Linked DNA regions of Homo sapiens: region 1 is linked to region 2. A link is a contact called in ENCODE Hi-C or POLR2A ChIA-PET data. All regions are on one chromosome and are shown on one strand. Each heading gives the region's core, a stretch centred on a gene start or an enhancer-like site at or near the end of the contact. The rest is flanking DNA. Distances are from core to core; before and after follow the strand shown.

Region 1 (6,629 bases), core at 706-3,205, 160 kb before region 2:
ACTGCATGACGTGTGCTTTCTAAAGCATGCGTGCATCTGTCAAGCAAAAGGTCAAGGAACCGTTCAAAGATGAATTTGCTCACTTAAGTGATGACCAGGAGAGGGATCAGTCAGGGCTGGGAAGCTTGCAGAAAACTGCCAGAGGCTTCCAGAAAGGGAATGTACAGGGCTAGGGCTAGAGATTGGATGACGGGGGCAGACAGGACAGGGTCTTTAGCACATAAGCATGCTGAGAGGGGAGTGATGGGGCAGCCACACTCAGACAGGGAGCCACCTGCCATCACTGCTATAATCAGAGGGGCCCTGGTGTGGAGGGGAGCAGAGACCTGGGACAAGGAGCTGAGGGAATCGAGAGCTTCTGGAAGGCCTCCCCATTTTATTGACCCAGTGAATCCATGTGGTTTCTCTGTCACACTCTAGCTGGCTTGAGCAAAGGGAGAGCGTCCTCACTCATGTTGCACACATTACTGCCTTTACTAAGTCATTTAACAATGACATTCATAGATGAGGGTATTTCTGGTGTTGAAATAATCACAGCTGCCACTTATTAAGTGCCTGTTACATGCTAGGCACTTTACATCATCTTACTCAATCCTCCCAGCAACTCTGATAAGGTGGCACTGAGATTGTCCCCATTGTACAGACGAGGAAACTGAGGCTAAGAGAGGTTAGTCAGCTTGGCTAAGGTCCCAGTCGCTAGGAAATGGCAGGGCTATTGTCTTTCCATCTCTAAACTGCTGCTTTCCACTCTACCATCCTGCCCTCATTTCCTGAACACCTGCTCTGTGCAAGGCCCTGTGTGCAACCACAAAATGAATCATTCAAGTAGTCATGTATTCAATAACCCTTTTTTTCAGCACTTACTATTTTTATGGGCTTATTTATTTATAGCATGCCTTATTTCAGAAAGCACTTAACTTCTTTATTTGATATACAAGCATAAAATTTTACAGGAGTGGTCATGTGACAAGCATCAAACGAAAAACAGAAGTTGGAAAGGTCAGAAGCACCCAGGAATGACAGGTATACAAGTGTGGACCTTGAGGTCCTATATGCCATGGGGACAGGCCACAAATTGCCCTCTGACCTTTCTAGCAGCTAAAACTTGATCCCACGCAATTCAGTGTCCATAAGACACTGGCACACCATTGCTGAGGCAAATCAAAACTCTATTAGGCCCTGAGACCTGAGAGGTATTTTTTTAGAGAGTTGGCATGAAGAGAACACTGTTAAACGTGAGGAACAATGTCCCCAAACAGCCTCCCAATTGCACGTACGGCACAAGTCTCAGGGGCCGTTTCCTGTACCCGCTCCCCACCGCCTCCCCACTCCTACTCCGTGCTGGCCCAAGTCCCATAGCAGGAAAACAGCTCAAAAAAGAGAGAGCCGAGACAAGGCCAGGCAAGCACACCACCCTCTAGCTTCATCCACGTGTGGGGTTTGCCGCAAACATTGGTAATAGATGCTAAATTCAGGTCCCAGGTAAGTTTTGTTTGGTCTGAGCTGTGTACTTAAATGGCTTGAATTAGTTGTCAGCTTTAAACAAGTTTCACCTTTTTAAAAATTCAGATTTTTGGCATTCTCTTTTTAAAAAAGAGGGACTTGACAACATGGGGCCCACATTCCCAAAGGACAAGAATTTGCTAGAGCCAGTCGTTTTCCAGTCCCCGCATGGTCCCCTGGAGGCCTTTCTTTGCTTTGAACTTTCCTACCTGGCTCTGCAAGGCGTCAGGGGTTTGCAGCCTGTTTTAGGATGTTTTGAGCCCTGGCACATTTGTGTGCAGAAGGATCACCAGGAGACTTGTTTATAGCACAGGGTCCCTGGTCTGGCTCCTTGGATTTGGGGTGGGGCTCAGACAGGCATCCTTCTACCAGGTGACTGTGATGCTTCCGTCTCTCCTAACAAGCACGGAAGACTGGGTGGGGCCTGTGGGGGACTATACAGCTGCTCAATGCTACTGACTCAGATAAACAGATGACTAGTTTTCTTTCAACACAACAAATATGGCAAATATAGTGGGGTTCCGAGTTCAAGGTTATACTCCCCGAGGTGCCTGGAGTGCAGCTCCTCTAAGTGGCTGGGTGGGTCTTGAGTCGTGTGCTGTAAATTATGGTGGCGCTCCACCTGGGCTGCACCTTGAACCACCCGGGGAGCTTTTCAACCCACACTCTTCACCCCATGCCTAGGCCACATCCAGGCCAATCAAACCAGAGTCTCTGAAGATAAGAACACAGGCATCAGCATGTTAAGGTTCCCGGGGTGATCCCAAAGTACGGCAGGTGTGCGGGCTTAAGATTGAGCAAGGTTCTCTAGGCCAATACCTTCTCTAGATATTGACTGTAGCTGGACCAAGTTCCTCAGAGAGGGGAGGGGAGGGAAGGAGAGGAGAAGAAGGGGAAAGGAGGGGAGAGGAGGGGAGAGAAGGGAAGAGGGCGGGAGAGGCAGATGAGTAAATGGATCCTTACACTAACTGTGATGAGCAGAAACCCAGGCGCTCTGGGGCATGAGCAGGGATACCTAACCCAGCCCTGGGGGCTCAATCTCTCCCCACCCCTGCAGGAGAGGCTTGGGGTGAGTTTTGGGAATAAGGACCATCCAGCCACATGACGAAGGGGAAGGAAAATCCCCATCAAGGCAAAAACACAGTCCAAGGCTCTGAGGCCCAAATTCCGGGGAGAGGGGTGAAGGTTGTTTGTCGCACCTGGGTTAAAGGGTGGGGGTGGAGAGTAGGAGAAGAGGCTACACAGGTGAGAAGGTGTCAGATCACAAAGGGCCTTGTATGCCAAACTAAGAAGACTGAACTTGACCATGAAGTTAGGCAGACCCTCTGGAGAGTTTTAAAGCAAGGAGTCGTGTGGATGAACAAACCTGTGATGGGCTGGGGTTACCAAGGAGGGCTTCCTGGAGGAGGTCAGACTTGAGCTGAGGGAAGGATAGGATTTGGAGAGCTGACATTCTGATGAGCGGCTTCGGTTAAAGCTCACAAAAACCCTTCCCTCCCCCATGCCCTTTGAAATCATTTGAATCAAAGATTGCGTGTGTTAAAGACATGTTTGTCTGTTATCTGAAAGCTGTGGTTTCTCTTTAACAGATTCAGGGCCTCATCCTTTGACTCGGAACCAGGAAGGAATTAGGAGCGAGTCCTCCTGCCCAGAGAGCTAATTACTGAAATTCAGTGGCCTCACCAGGGCGAGTGGCGTCACCGGCCTGCATCCCCCAACAGCTCCTAATTTCTAACTGGTCAAAGTTAGACATTTCAGTACATTTTTATGGGCTGCCCAAAGCCAGCTGGAAGCTTTTTTTCCATAAACTCTCCCTGAGACAAGTAGCCAGGTTTCACATATTAAAATGAAAACGTCAAAAGCGTTAACAGGAAAAAAAAAAAAAAAAAAAAAAGCAGGCTCATTTGTGAGGCCTCAGCTCACAAAACCTGAATCAGGGTCCAACAGCATCTGCCTGTTTTTATTCTGCAAAGCTGAGATCAAGTTAAAAGGATGATGATAATCACTTGTTTATCTATTCACTCAGCAAACACTTATGGGACATTTACTGGGTGCCAGGTCTTGAACTGGGCACTGAGATGAGAAGCTGCCTGAGGCATGATGGTCCCATCCCACTGCCCTCCAGGGCTCAAAATACTTTATAGTTTACAAAGTGTTTTCACATGCAATTTTGTGAGCTGTGGGTGCCATTATTATCCACATTGCTTAATACATGGCAGAACCTGACCTTAGGTTGTCCAAGTCCAGATTCTAAGTCCAAGTCCAGTCCAGATCCTAGAGCCTGTCCACTCTTTCCTTCCTTCCTCTCTTTCTTTCTTGTTAGTTCTTTCTTTTTCTTTTTCTCTTTTTTCTTTCTCTTTCTTTCTTTCTTCCTTTCTTCTTTCTCTTTTCTTTCTTTCTCTCTCTCTCTCTTTCTTTTTTTCAAGACAGGGTCTTGCTCTGTCACCCAGGCCAGAGTGCAGTGGCACAATCATGGCTCACTGAAGGCAGCCTCAACCTCCCAGGCTCAATTGATCCTCCCAACTCAGCCTCCTGAGTAGCTGGGACTACAGGCGCCTGCCACCACACCAGGCTAATTTTTTAATTTTTCGTAGAGGCAGGGTTTCGCCATGTGGCCCAGGCTGGCCTTGAACTCCCAGGCTCAAAGGATCTTCCTACCTCGGCTTCCCAATTCCTGTGCTGGAATTACAGGCATGAGTCACTGCGCCCAGGCTACCTTGGTCCTTTTTTTTTTTTTTTTTTGAGATGGAGACTTGCTCTGTCGCCCAGGCCAGAGTACAATGGCATGATCTCAGCTCACTGCAACCTCCGCCTCCCAGGTTCAAGTGATTCTTCTGCCTCAGCTTCCCGAGTAGCAGGGACTACAGGCGCCTGCCACCATGCCCAGCTAATTTTTGTATTTTTAATGGAGACGAGATTTCACCATGTTGGCAAGGCTGGTCTCAAACTCCTGACCTCGTGATCCGCCCGCCTCAGCCTCCTAAAGTGCTGGGATTACAAGCGTGTGCCATCGCGCCTGGCCTCATCTGTTATTGGCCTAAGGTGGGCAATAGCTCCAAGAGGTTTAGCTGTCACTTATGATCTGTCCAGCATCCACCCCCACCTTAAAATTCTGGTTCCTTTTTGGAGGAGCTCCCCATTTTGAGGAAGGATAAAACTAGCACCCACCTCCCAAGGCCACCATCACTGTGAAATCCTAGTGGAGCTAAATCCTTCCATGGCATCTTATCCTGCCTGGCTAGTGGACAGGCACATGGAAAATGCAACACTAGCCAATCAGATAATCATTCTTGGGGCTGACTCTTGAGTGAGTGGTGAGGGGACCCTTGGAGATCACTCACCCACAGTAGAGAACCCTGGATCAGACTGTGCCTGCAGCCTTCCCTTGGCCAGAATTCCTCTCTTGGTCCTGCCCTTTGTCCAAGCCTGTTCTCCAGCCTCTTGTTCATTCTGTGTACCTTCAGTACCCTCCAGAAAGTCCCCCTTTTGCTTTGGATGGACAGAGTTGGTCCTGGTTGCTCATAATCAAGAATTCCAACTGATACAAGGCCCTTGGTCTCCATCCTGTTTACAGAGATGGCAGGAAATAGCCACCTCCCCTGGTGCTGTGGACACTGACCAAGGAGTTTCTTCCCAGGAAAACCATTTTTGGGTGCCATGAAAATATTGGCATAGCCTCTCTTGCCAAGGCCTGAGAATTATCACAGCAGATAGACCCAGTTGTCCAGGTTGCTGCCTGCATCCTGAAAGGCAGACATAAGTTCACGGCTCAGTGCTGGGTTCCACACCTCTCAGCTCTTCGAGCTGCCACCAAGCTTGTTCTCCCTGCAATTCCATTCCCATCTGGGAGCTTCTAGCCTTTTAAGGGTCATGAGTGTGAAGAAGGAGGCTGGGCCAGGCGCGGTGGCTCAAACCTGTAATCCCAGCACTTTGGGAGGCCGAGATGGGCAGATCATTTGAGGTCAGGAGTTCAAGACCAGCCTGACCAACATGGTGAAACCCCCCTCTCTACTAAAAAAATACAAAAATTATCCAGGAGTGGTGGCGCATGCCTGTAGTCCCAGCTACTTGGGAGGCTGAGGCAGGAGAATCGCTTGAACCTGGGAGGCAGAGGTTGCAGTGAGCTGAGATCGTGCGACTGCACTCCAGTCTGGGCGACAGACGTGTGGGGACTTGCAAGAGGACAAGGAATCAAGAGACGTGCACGCGTGTCATTAGGTGCTCAGGGGACGAGCTCCGTTCTCAAGGACTGTGAAGGAAGGTGGGTCGGTCAGTCCCTGGAGAAGCAGAACCAATGGGAGATACACTAGGTATGTATACAGATGCTTGTCCACTTACGATGGGGCTTCTCCAATACCGTAAGTGGAAGATGCATTTAATATACCTAACCTACCAAATATCATAGTATGATTTCTACTGAATGCATATAGCTTTTGCACCATCGTAAAGCCAAAAAATCATAAGGCATACCATCATCATTCAGGGACCATCTGTGTGTGTGTGTGTGTGTGTGTCTGTGTGTGTGTGTGTGTGTGTGTGTGTGTGTTTGTTCATAAACAGATGTATTTAAGAAATTAATTTGCATGATTGTGGGAGCTGGCAAGTCCAAAATCTATAGGGCAGGCCAGCAGGCTGGCGACTCAGCAGGAATTGATGCTTGAGTCTTCAGACAGAATCTTTTCTCCAGGAAACCTCAGTTTTTGTTTTTGTTTTTGAGATGGAGTTTCACTCTGTTGCCCAGGCTGGAGTGCAATGGCGTGATCTCGGCTCACTGCAACCTCCGCCTCCCAGGTTCAAGCGATTCTCCTGCCTCAGCCTCGCAAGTAGCTGGGATTACAGGCACGCGCCACCACGACTGGCTAATTTTGCATTTTTAGTAGAGACAGGATTTCACCATGTTGGCCAGGCTGGTCTTGAAATCCTGACCTCAGGTGATCCGCCCACCTTGGCCTCCCAAAGAGCTGGGATTATAGATGTGAGCCACCGCACCCAGCCAGAAACCTGTTTTTACTCTTAAGGCCTTCCACTGATTGGCTGTGGCCTACTCACTCTATCGAGGGTAATTTTCTTTTTTCTTTTCTTTTCTTTTCTTTTTTTTTTTTTAGACAGAGTCTGGCTCTGTCACC
Region 2 (6,283 bases), core at 2,022-4,521:
GTTTCTTTGGAAGGACAAGTCATTTGGGCTAGATGAGTAGTTTTCCCTAGTCCAGGACCAGTCCTGCCTGAGAAAGTGATCTCCCACCTTTGGGTGTAAACATATGCTGTTCTAGATCCCAATTCCTGGAGTAACCCTGGGAAGGCAGAGGCCTGGTCAAAACAAGACCCGTACTTTCCTGAATGCCAGGAAGCAATTACTTCTGTATCCCAACCACCTAACTCTAGACAGAGCAATTAGCAATTATTAAAATAATTTATTATTTTTTGAAGAAAGTGAATGATAATTTTATAGTGAACAATGTTTAAAAGTTAGAAAGTATTTTCTTAGGGATTATGATACTTACATTACTTAAGCACACAAATACCCACAAAAAAGAACATGGACTTTATTTAAATTTTACATAACTATTTCTTGAACTCTTCCAGTTTTCATCAACAGGGCTGCAGGGAGAAACTGATTGATTTGTGCAGTTTGGGTTTCCAATATTTTCCCTGGACATTCTTTCATATATACTTTTCTATATTTTGACGAATTTCATTTTGTCATTTTTAAGCTTATCATAGTATTCTTTCAAATGGGGGCCAAAGTTTGCTCATCCACCTGTCATTTGGGACCTGGGTAGGCCCCACTTTATGTAATCATGCATAATACTAGCAACCTTTATTTAAAAAAAGATTTATTTATTTACTTATTTTTTGAGACAGTCTCACTCTGTTGCCCAGGCTGGAGTGCAATGGCATCATCTTGGCTCACTACAACCTCTGCCTCCTGGGTTCAAGCAATTTTCCTGCCTCAGCCTTCCGAGTAGGTGGGATTACAGGTGTCCGCCACCACACGTGGCTAAATTTTGTATTTTTAGCAGAGACAGGGTTTTGCCATGTTGGCCAGGCTGGTCTCAAACTCCTGACCTCAGGTGATCTACCCACCTCAGCCTCCCAAAGTGCAGGGATTACAGGCGTGAGCTACCGCTCCTGGCCTGAAACAAGATTTAAAAACAATTTTGGAAATACATCCTTAGGACGAATCACTTAGATGTGGACTTGGGAGCCAAAGGATAGGAATAGATTTTTCTGCTTTTGTTACTAAAGGTTGGATTATCCTGAAGATAGAGAAAACCAGCTCACAGAGATCCTCCATGCACTCACTTCTGGTCTGAAATAGGAAAGAAATACAGAAGCAATGCCAATGAGATGACAAGGCACTCTTTGCAGAGCCAGGCAGCATTTGCTGGAAGGGGCTGGACTTTTCTTTTCCATGGGAACGTTCTCAGCTGATATCCCAGTCCTCTGGCTGTCAGTTTATTCAGGGCTACTCCACCCCCGCCTCAACTGCCTTTGCAGGAATTGCACAGTGGTAGTTGACACAGAGCCGGACGCACTCTAGAACCTCCCATGAATTCCAGAGAGTCAAATGCCTGTGGTGGGCAGGAATAAATGTTCTACTTGAACAAGGTGACATGGCCTGGGAGAGGGAGAACCACACCGACCAGGCAGGGCCCCGCCATCAACCTGCTGATGCAACAGGTACCCCCTCCCCACCTGGATGGCAGATTTCTTAATTTACACAACTATAGATGCATTTATTTGGCTTAGGAATTTGATTCCTTTTTTTTTTTTATACAGTTTCACTCTGTCACCCAGGCTGGAGTGCAGTGGCGCCATCTTGGCTCACTGCAACCTCCGCCTCCTGGGTTCAAGCAATTCTAGTGCCTCAACCTCCTGAGTAGCTGGGACTACAGGTGCGCACCACCATGCCCAGCTAATCTTTGTATTTTTAGTAGAGAAAGGGTTTTACCGTATTGGCTAGGTTGGTCTTGACCTCCTGACCTCAAGTGATCTACTGGCCTCGACCTCCCAAAGTGTTGGGATTACAGGCGGGAGCCACTGCACCCAGCCAGGACTTTGACTCTTGATAAAATACAGGACTCCTGGGAGAGGGTACAGTACCATTTATATCCCAGAGTGAACTATTTTACCAAAGCTGACTCTGAGAACAGGCCTGGTTGGGGAAGGAGGTGAAGAGACCCCATGAAGATCCTGAAAGCAAGGCCGGGTGCGGTGGCTCACGCCTGTAATCCCAGCACTTTGGGTGGCCAAGGTAGGCAGATCACTTGAGGTCAGGAGTTCAAGACCAGCCTGGCCAACATGGTGAAACCCCATCTCTACTAAAAATACAAAAATTAGCCAGGTGTGGTGGCACAAGACTGTAGTCCCAGCTACTCAAGAGGCTGAGGCAGGAGGATCACTTGAACCCAGGAGGCGAAGGCTGCAGTGATCCGAGATCACACCACTGCGTACTCTAGCCTGGGACGCCATGAGAGTTTTTATTAAAAAAGGAAAGAAGAGAGAGAAGAGAAGAGAAGATCAGTTCCTGAAAGCAAGAAAAGGAGGCCCGTGAAGGAGGTGAAGCTCATGGTCTAGCCTTCTATAGTTCACAAAAACTCTTAAGATGTAGGCTTCCTTCTCTAGTTGCCTCTGCCCCAGGGGGCTCCTTGAGAAGAACACTGTGCTTTGGGGGAGCAGCAGACAAGCCCCCCTGAGGTCATCTGGCTTAGAAACAAACCTGGGATGGGTGTTTCCTGTTGGATTGGAGAACTGACTGAGCTGCAGTTACAGTGGAGTTGCCCCAGTGGGCATCTGGCCTTCACAGTTAGCACCATGATGATGCTGTGATTTCTGCTTTGCTGTGGCTCTGTTTCTCTGGAAGCGGAATCATCACCATGATTTAACCTTTAGCCCAGCTCAGCGCACTAGACTGTGGCTCAGACCAAAACTTCCTTTCAGATTTTCTCTCTCTCATTTGCTATATTCTACCCATTCCAGCTTTTTTCTCCCTCTCAAACACATACGAAGCTTGTGTCTGTCTATGAGACTTTGCATTTACCATTCTGTCTCCCTGGTCTTCCCCAGCCTGCCTCCTCGTTCTCATTCAGGCCTCAGCTCAATGTGTACCTTCTCCCAGATGGCTTCCTTGACCATGCTTGTGAAAGTGACATGCCACCCCGGAGTCATTTTCTATCCCATTATTAGTCTGTGTTTTCTTCTTAGCACTGTCATTTTCTGAAATTATCTGATTTATTTAGGTACCCATATACTCTCTGGCTCCCTAACCAGAACATAAACTCCATGAGAACAGCAACAGAGCCTTTCTGTTCTCTGCTAAGAGCTGAGAATAGTGCTGGCACATACAGGGGATCCATCCAAGGATCACAGGCAGAGCCGTCCTTGCTTTTCCTCATTTGGCTTTAGAGTTTTTCTCCTAAGTGGTATACAGATATTGGCTTGGCAGGGAACAGAGCCAGGCAGCCAGTCCTGCATGCAGACCAGGGTTCCCGCCTAATTTAGCAGCTTCACAAGGGGTGTGGCCTGGGCTCCAGGGATCTGAGCTGGACCCAGTAGACAGAAGTTCACAGAGATGGGCTTTAGTGTAATAGCAAAAGGACTTGAGAACAGAGCTGACAGGAGACAGAATGGGAACGCCGATGCTTAACTGCACCAGTTCCATGCCCATCCATCCCCCTGTGGTCCACTCGCCACCCTCTGCTTCTGTGCAGCCTGCCCACACACCTGCAAGCTCACTGAGCTCATTGGTCACTGGAACTGCTTCCCAGCACAGAGGGTGGGGATTCGGCATCACTGGGGGAACTAAATTGGATGGTCTCTGTGGGCCATTTCATCTCCTATTTCAGGGGCTTGGCTGAGAGCAGTTTATTTCTAATCCTGAGGACTGCAGGGCCTCCAGGGAGGAGAGGGTGACAGACTGGGTTAAGCTGTTAATGGTGCTCTGGGGTTAAAGCTCAATGACCCACAGTGCCAGTGCACTGATTAGTGACCACATCCGCCCACCTGCTGTTTGCTTAGCAGGGAGAGCTGCTCTTCTGAATCAGGAATGCAGCACCAAGAAGAAATATGCATTCCAGGCCTGGTTCTGCTGCCAAGTTATCATGTGAGCTTGAATGAGTCCTTTCCTGCTCTGAGCCTTGGTGTGTCTTCCTGGAAGAATGTTTGGATTAGACCTAGATGCTTTTTTTTTTTTTTTTTTTAGATGGAGTTTCGCTCTTGTTGCCCAGGCTGGAGTGCAATGGCACGATCTTGGCTCACTGCAACCTCTGCCTCCTGGGTTCAAGCGATTCTGCTGCCTCAGCCTTCCAAGTAGCTGGGATTACAGGCATGTGCCACCACGCCCAGCTAATTTTGTATTTTTAGTAGAGATGGGGTTTCTCCATGTTGGTCAGGCTGGTCTCGAACTCCTGACCTCAGGTGATCTGCCCGCCTTGGCCTCCCAATGTGCTGGGATTACAGGCGTGAGCCACCATGCGTGGCCTGACCTAGGTGCTTTTTAAGGCCATCTCTTCTAACTCTAACGTTCTAGGATTAACTGGTGAACCTCACACATGAAAAAAGTTCCATCCATGGCAAGAGCTCATGCCCAGGCTCCAATTCTTCAGCAGATCCTCTTTCTTAGCTGACAGCCTGGAATGGAACCAAGACCCCTGACCTCTGTCATCGGCAGCTCAAGTCTTCTCGGAGAGTCTGTGTTTATTCACAGCTCTGGCTGGGCAGCTGAAAAAAGTATGTGATCTGTCAGTGGACAGATCCTGAGCTGTCCATCAGGAGGGAGATGAGCTAAGTCTAGAAGCCACCTGGGGGCTGTCCCACCAGCGCCCCCAACAGGTCTACTCATCCAAAGGGCAGGAAAGGGACTTTGTGCCTCTGCCTTTGATGGTGTAAGGACTCCTTGGGCAACATTTATGCCAAGACCTCGCTGTATTTGGCAGCCTTAGGGAAGCCTCCCTGTGGTCTTAAACCTGGAGCAGGAAGGAAGTGTAATGACAAGAAGCCTTTTCGTGAGGCCCATGACTATTTCATGATGTGATAGTTTCACTGCTGATAGTTTCACTGCACTTTCCTGAAACTCAACTCATCTTTGGCACAGCCATGTAGGAAGATCAGGGAAGCCTGACACTGCATTCTGGGGCCATTCTTTGTCCTGAGCCAGCAATTTCTTTTTCATTCTGTAGGGTTCTTGTAGGAATGAAAGATTCAGAAAGCCCAATAGTTGAGTAAACATTTCTCAAGCATCTTCTCTGAGCTAACCCCAACTTGGGAACTGGGGATTAAAAATGAATTTATTAACTTTTTAATGTTCTGTGCAACATATACACCTACACAGACACAGGGCATAGATTCTCTATTCATAGATGAATAGGCTTTTCACAAAGCATAAATCTTTTAGATCACTGCTAAATGGACTGATACACTGGCTTTAAGGGAATATACTTCTCATGTTTGAAAAAAATATTTTTAAAAAGTCAGACATAGTCCCTGCTCTCAAGCAGTTTGGGTAAAATCCTTTCATCCCTTTGAGCTTCAGTTCTGCAAAATGGGACTGTTGATCCCATCAAGGGCTGCTAGATTTAATGGATCAAATCACAAGATGCCTAGTTAAATTTGAATTTTAAATTTAACTGGACATCTTGCATTTTATCTGGTAATCCTAGCCCTGCCCAAACTAGGACTTTTATAAGGTACAGAAGGAATAATATGTGAATTAATAATGTACAACAGTGCTTTACAGTTTACGGAGTTCTGTGTCAGCGAGAAGGGTTTGGATTGAATGACTTTGATGTAAGGGGATCTCTTGCAGGCTTATGATTGTATTCTCATGATGAAGATCCTGAGACATGAGGAGAAAGACTCAATGCTGCATCCCTTGAGAACACTTTTAATTCCAGGACAGTGAATACAAAACCCTCAATGGCAAAAGATGGAGCCTGGAGCAGCGCATGTGAGAAAGCCCTGGGGTTTTTGGCTCACAGAAAAATCAAAACGGGACCCCTTAGGATGTAAACTCCATCTGCGTCTTCTGGCCACATCCTGGAAAGGATGGTATCCAGAATGCTGTCATTACTCAGACTCCCACTGGAACATTAAAAGGGACAGGAATGGGCCTGGTTCAAGGAGCTTGAAACCAGTGAGTGTCCTGGCAGGGACAGGAGTGATGAGAAGCGTCTGAACTGGAGATCTGTGGACTCAGGGGACATAAGCCATGGGCTTCCCATCCAGCATGGGTCCTGCTTTCTGGAAGGTGCCACTGCCATCCGAGGTTGCCAGCAAGCCTTTGTTTTGGTAAAGGGCCCCAAGGTGACATTCTTTTTCGGTCACTGTCCAGCTCGGAGAAGTGGAACACCAACAGTAGCAGCGATTGTTCAAAATGTGAAGGCTGAAAAAGGCCTTAGAATCCCCACTCTTTTATTTGTTAATTGATTATCTTACAGGTG

Evidence for each region. A loop is a pair of places that touch in the nucleus more often than their neighbours do. ChIA-PET counts read pairs that join two places held with the same protein, here RNA polymerase II (POLR2A). Pooled maps may share reads with other maps.
Region 1: a loop to region 2 is called in a pooled map, with 2.1 times the contacts of the local background. The contact joins two enhancer-like sites. A Hi-C loop is called at or near these places in 2 of 50 pooled maps. POLR2A ChIA-PET finds 5 or more read pairs at or near these places in 4 of 52 experiments (activated CD4-positive, alpha-beta T cell, activated T-cell and activated naive CD4-positive, alpha-beta T cell).

The regions. Positions count from the first base shown.
Region 1 is chr9:120,887,042-120,893,670 of GRCh38, reverse strand. It overlaps a transcript of PHF19 not described here. Among named protein-coding and RNA genes, the nearest start is that of PHF19, 13 kb to the right of the region's middle. RefSeq lists an enhancer at 831-1,050. Within about 2 kb of position 1,955, at least 10 of the 41 ENCODE cell types and tissues checked have a DNase peak (open chromatin) inside an H3K27ac peak, as active enhancers do.
Region 2 is chr9:120,728,394-120,734,676 of GRCh38, reverse strand. No RefSeq gene overlaps it. Among named protein-coding and RNA genes, the nearest start is that of MEGF9, 17 kb to the right of the region's middle. Within about 2 kb of position 3,271, at least 7 of the 41 ENCODE cell types and tissues checked have a DNase peak (open chromatin) inside an H3K27ac peak, as active enhancers do.